Linked DNA regions of Homo sapiens: region 2 is linked to region 1. Evidence: chromatin loops called from intact Hi-C (ENCODE). Cell type or tissue: PC-3. All regions are shown on one strand. Each heading gives the region's core, and the rest is flanking DNA. Links, peaks and the distances in the headings are about the cores only.

What was found. Hi-C counts contacts between places; a loop is a spot of excess contacts. Peaks named below come from ENCODE experiments on the same cell type or tissue, not always from the same donor. Only the 100,000 strongest peaks of a DNase experiment are listed, where the experiment ranks them.
Region 2: a loop joins it to region 1, with 2.8 times the contacts of the local background. A loop is called at or near these places in 2 of 110 quality-filtered maps.

The regions. Positions count from the first base shown.
Region 1 is chr9:4,135,837-4,138,756 of GRCh38, reverse strand. The region is part of intron 2 of GLIS3 (GLIS family zinc finger 3); the gene reads left to right. Among named protein-coding and RNA genes, the nearest start is that of GLIS3-AS2, 160 kb to the left of the region's middle. RefSeq lists an enhancer at 895-2,094. In PC-3, for the core only: no CTCF peak of the experiment used is centred there; DNase peaks (open chromatin) are centred at 746 and 1,386; H3K4me3 peaks cover 470 bases; H3K27ac peaks cover 2,030 bases.
Region 2 is chr9:3,961,179-3,964,098 of GRCh38, reverse strand. The region is part of intron 4 of GLIS3 (GLIS family zinc finger 3); the gene reads left to right. Among named protein-coding and RNA genes, the nearest start is that of GLIS3-AS1, 64 kb to the right of the region's middle. In PC-3, for the core only: no CTCF peak of the experiment used is centred there; DNase peaks (open chromatin) are centred at 598 and 1,478; H3K4me3 peaks cover 663 bases; H3K27ac peaks cover 2,500 bases.

The DNA.
Region 1 (2,920 bases), core at 301-2,800:
AACAGCCTTATGAAGGTGGGAACAATTATCATCCCCATTTCCCAGACAAGGAAATAGAGGCACAGAGAGCTTAAGGCATTTGCCCAAGGTCACACAGCTGGTAAGGGAAGCTATTCTGGCCCTAGTGTCTCATTCTTTACGGCTTCCCCCATGCTGCCTCCATAATACTTCCTCAGCACATGCACCTCACTTCATTTTGGCCATCCAACTCTTCATATTGCCCCCTCTCCTCCTGCCATTAAAAGGCTCAGATGAAGTCTCACTCCTCTACTAAGCCTCCTCCAGTGTATTCAGATCTTTTCCTCATTTGAGCTCTTTTTGTACTCAGCAGTGAAGCAACTCAATTTAAGATTAGGTGTTTGCCAATTGTTTCCTGTGTTAGTTAACACTCTCTCCAATTGGTTGTAAGATCTTTGACCAAGGGCTAGCTGTACGGCCTAGGACCAAGCCTAACACCCAGTAAATGTGTCTTTGGGAAACTGAGGCAGTTTTCTCCCATGACAATATGCGTTCTCCCTCCCTTCCATTCATTCTTTCTTATATTTGTGGAAGTCCTCTTTTTCCACAGTAAGTATAATAATTCCACTTTTATATATTTTCACAGATGTGTCCACCAGATGAGGCTTGATCTAAGCCTATTAAATTAGATGGTAGGCAAGAATGATTTGACTCATCTGTGTGTCCACAATCCCTAGAGTATATAGTGTAGCACAGAGCAGGGACACAATAAACAAATACCTGATCTGTGAGCAATAAATTACTAAGTTGTGCCTCTGCTGGTGTTTCAGTTTTTCAGAGTACTTGTTTGCTTAGTTAACAAATGTATCTGCTTACTTCCCCTGGGATTGCTAGAAAATTTGTCGAGGGAGAAGCAGTAAAATGTGCTTACATTTCCTCTTTGGTTTTCCAGGCTAATTGTTGGTGAACTTTATTTAACACTCTTGCTATACTAAGAGTCTCTATGGAGCAGAGCAGCTTTCAGTTAACTTGGCAAATCATTACAAGAGAGAACAGAGGGGTCAGCATGAGCACTCTCTACTAATTAGTTGATAATTGATATACAATAGCTGACGGATGGGACTTTAGAATACAAACTCCAGGAATATTGCTTAATTTATCTTTGCATCCTTATGAAGTGGCTCAGAGATGTAGGTTCCTAATAATATCATCTTACTGGGAGTGCCCAGTGGTGGGGAGCAAGATTGAGGCTCCATGCACAGGAATCCAGGGCACTGAGTGGTACAGAAAGGAATATGATACATTTTAATCTCTTGGGTATAAATGTGATTCCATTTAATACAGGGATAAATTGCAGTGAGTAATGCTGGTGATTCCATACTTGGTGGACAGCATTCCTGAATGCTGACTAAGGTTGGAAGAATGTTGGTATGAAAGTTATGTTCTTTGTGGGATAAACATGGAAGATTCAAGCTGAACTCCTGAAGACAAGGTGGTAGGAGATTGCATGATTCATGCGAATCTCCCTGGGTTCAGATTTGACCTATTTATTGGCTGTCTTTGTAATGAAGTCACCAAATAGACATTATATGGCCCCCCTCTCCCATTTAAATGTGATCGCCTAAATCTTTAGCAACTAATTATAAAATCCTTACTCTAACTTGCTTCATAACCATTGCTTTCTTATTTTGTCATTTACCACCCTGTGGCTGCTATGCCGTCTGTACAGCTGGTTCATGTGCTCCTCCAGCCTTTCTCCCCATCTCTTCCAGATTAATCTTGGGTGAACTCTGCTCCTAATGGGATGCGCCACTACCTATAGCACAAGGTCCCAGATGCACATCAGGTGACTAGTTATATCAGCATCATTTGGTTTAGTTGGTTTGCAGTGGAGCTTAGGAATTTGCATTTGAGAAGCTTCACTGGTGATGCCAATATGTAGCCAGGTTTGAACCACTGTTGGATAAGTAATGTCCAGCTTTTAAATCAGTTCTTCAGGGCTGATTGAACCAACCCTCTAAGCTCTGTCTTCTCCCTTTCTCCTCTTGTAGGCAGCCCTAGCTCATCTTTGTTTCTCCAGGACGCATTGTGCCTCCTCCCTTTCGTTTCTGTGTCTACACCCTACTACTTCCTTCTCATTTGTGTGCTCATTCTTCCTTCATGTTTTAGCTTATTCTTTTCTAAAGGGTATTCCTTAGAATGCCAGTCTTAGATGAGTCCCTTGGGAAAAACCTCCCTAAACAAATGTACTTTAAATATTATTTGGTCTTCTGGGAGATTTATCACATGCATTTACATTTTTAAAGGCTCCTGAAGACTTACAGTAAAGAGATATGTTTAACTTTGTTGTATTAGGGGTTCCCAAGCTTACTGGACTGTGGACATCTCCATGAGGCCAACTTCATTGTCATTTAACATCTTTGGACATCCTGAAGGACTTTGGGAAACGTGTTTGTAGTTCATACTCTTCTTCTTTGATGAATTACCTAGTACAAAGGGATTGCCCTCCTCCTCTGAGCTCCTGTCTCTATGATTTAGCTTCATGCTTAATACTGTACAGTCTAGCGACATTATCCGATTGTTCCTAGGTGAGTATATCTTATCTCTTCAGAGGTTGTGAGCGCCATGGAGGTAGGATGTTATATCCAGCATTCCTTACCTTCCATAGGTTTTGCACAGTTTTGAGCATTTGTCACAATTGCCAAATTCGATTGCTTTGCCCCTGAATATAGGAGCCGGTTATTTCATTCTAATTGTCATCCTTTGGTGTTCGTAGCCATTTAGCCATGCCTTACTGTATTTCAGAGTAATACACCATACAGTCACATATGTTCATTAAATTGTTACTAATGTATCTCAGCAGTGAAATATTATGAATTTGACAAAACACTACATAGCAAGCCTAGGGTGTTTGGTATGCAGGATGTTTCTAGCTCTAAGGAGGAGTATTCATGAAAGGTGA
Region 2 (2,920 bases), core at 301-2,800, 170 kb after region 1:
AGCCCAGCACTCTCTCGGTGTCTGTTTGGAAAATACCTCTAGCTACCAGGAACTTCTACCAGTTAGTGTGCGGGGACGCAGTTGTTTACTCAGAACATGCATGGCAGCATGAAGCAGTGCGTGCACCATCACAGATTGGAAAAAGTGTCCAGTTTAACCGGTGGAATATAGTGTCTGGTTCACTGTAGTTTCATGGCAATCAGATTCAGAAATGAAACATGAAACTGACTCAAGTGATGTGGAAGGCCCTTGCCAGCACTGTCTCCGAAGGGCTTATTTACAGTTTCTGTACCAGGAACCATCATCCTTGGTGTCTCGGTGAGGCCTGACGCCACTTCAGCCTCACGATAAGATTATCAATCTGGATTGGCAATGAACCCAATCTGTGCTTTACCTGCATTTCTAAAGCTGAAGAACAAAGCAGAAGTTAACTTTTAAATGACCTCCCTGCTTTGAGAGTCAAAGAGGAAACTTCTATCATTCAGCACTTAATTTTCCTCTTATTTGGTCTCTGCATTAGAGGATGGTCCCCGTGCACAGAGCTGACTTTTACTCTGGCTGAGTCACTAACAGTTGGGAGATGGGAAGCCACTTGGCCAAGCACCAAAAGTTTTCAGTTTCCTGTGATAACTCAGACTTCGGAAGGATGCAGAGTTTGCCCTAATGTCTTATGAGAACAAGCGGCACATCTCCAGCAGGGCCAGTGATACTGGGGGAGCAGTCGTCACTTCAATATTCCAGCATACTCTCACTGCCAGTTTTGTTCAGAGCTCCAGAAGTGCAGGGGATGTGTGAACATGTCGAATTAATGAAAAACAAAGTTAAACATTTCAGAACCTGCAAAAGGGTTCAGTTCCAGAAATGAGCAAAGGTTTGGGAAGAGTCTTATTTTTTAAGTGAGGTTTATTCATCCTCCGTAGACACAAAAATAAGTCTTTCAAAGAACATGAATATTTGAGGCACTTGGCAACATGCAGTCTTTGGCAACCTCTCCCTTATTTATACCATGTAATTATACTTGCCTTTATATGTGTGTCCTTTTCGTTTTTGAGCCTAACATGGTCTTTTGTCAAATTCCAGTTATTGATTAGCACTGGCAACTCTGAAATGTGGCTTTTTATACCTCAATAAATCTCTCTCCCCCCCCCCCCCTTAAATCACAGCAGATCTTGTTGGACATTTGGGGAGAAAACAACTTAAAATTCACATCCAGATCTTGGCTGCCAATTCAGGACTTCGTTACTATGCCATTTGCCAAGTTTTTAGCTTACTCCTCCTGAAAGTGCAGGGTTTCGGGGTGGGGGATCCCTTTTGCTAGAGTGAAGACCAAATGACATCATTAGCACTCAGCTGAATCTGTGACTCCCATGAAATTCTGGACTTCACATTCCCCCCTTTCTCTTGTTTCTCCCTATTTACTCTCCTCAACCCATCCTGTAATCTCTTCTCAAACAAAAAGCAAACAAAAAACTGCTCAAAGGCATGACATCAGTGACAAACTATGAGCCTACAGATTTGTTTGAATAAATATAAGTAAACAACCAACGACTTGGCTTTTTGTCAAGAGATTTAATCCTTTTGCCAGATGTACACTTACAGTGTTAATTTTCATTAGGGAACTGGTACCCCCTTTAAAAAGAGAAAATTAAGATTGCTGGGGAAGAAACTAGTGAGGCATGAGTGTGGGCACCAGGTATTTCTAGCCTCTCTTTATTATTTAAAGAAAGTGTCATTGTGTCTAATCTATACTACCACCAAGAAAACTTAGTTGCAGCCAATTATTCTAAACTCAGTTCTATTTAGGGTTGCATCTTTTTAGGAAGAAAAGAACAAAAGTTCTTTGATACTGCTATTTTCTTCTTTCTTCTCCTTTTTTTTTGAAACAAGGCCTCACTCTGTTCCCCAAGATGAAGTGCAGTGACACCAGCATGGCTCACGGCAGCCCCAAACTCCTGGGCTCAAGCCATCCTCCTACCTCAGCCTCCCAGGTAGCTAGGACTACAGGTGTGCACCACCACACTTGACTAATTTTTTAAATTTTATTATTATTATTTTTTGTAGAGACAGGATCTCACTATTTTGCCCAGGGTGTTTTCAAACTCCTGACCCCAAGCAATCCGCCTGCCTCGGCCTCCCAAAGTGCTAGGATCACAGGTGTGAGCCACCATGCCGGGCCAGTAATGCTACTTTCATATTCCATGTTTATGTCAAGATACTTTGTGATCATAACTAATTTTCTTGAAGGTTTCATTGGTTTTTGTATTAAGTGGTACCCTTTAGCCTGAAAAGAGTTAATGCAACTTCTCATGATGCTTGATTGGTAGTCAGCGAAGATCCCCTCAACTTTTTGAAATTAATAGATATGTTCTTACCTTTGTCTAATTGTGCAGAGACTTGTGTGTAGACTCACTAAACCTGCCAACTCTAGCAAATGGTGTGTAACTATTCTCAATATGGGAGAGCCCACAAAGTACTGTTTCAAAACGGGATGCTATTTCCTCACAGCAAGTTTCCTTCTTCCTATTGAATGTTGGCAACCTTGATTTTGGAATAGTTTTGCATTTACAATCAAGAAACTTTCAACGAATGTTATTCTGACTGGCTTACTAGAGACCCATGATTTATGACATGTTTAATTCCACCTGACTTCCATGAGATGGTTGCATGGAGAGAACATGTAATATATTTGAATTTTGTCAAAGCTGGAGAATAGTATATTTTGGTCACATATCAGATTCAAGCCTGTATTCCAAGCATTTATTCATTCTACTTGTTTGTTTATTTTTAATAACACCAAAATGATTAGTACAAGGTTTTGTGACCTGTGTTACTTATGGGATACTGTTTCCACATCTTCTGGGGTCAGAAGACCATTCTAAGGCAACAGCAAGAGCACAGCGGGTTCTCATGAGCCATTTAC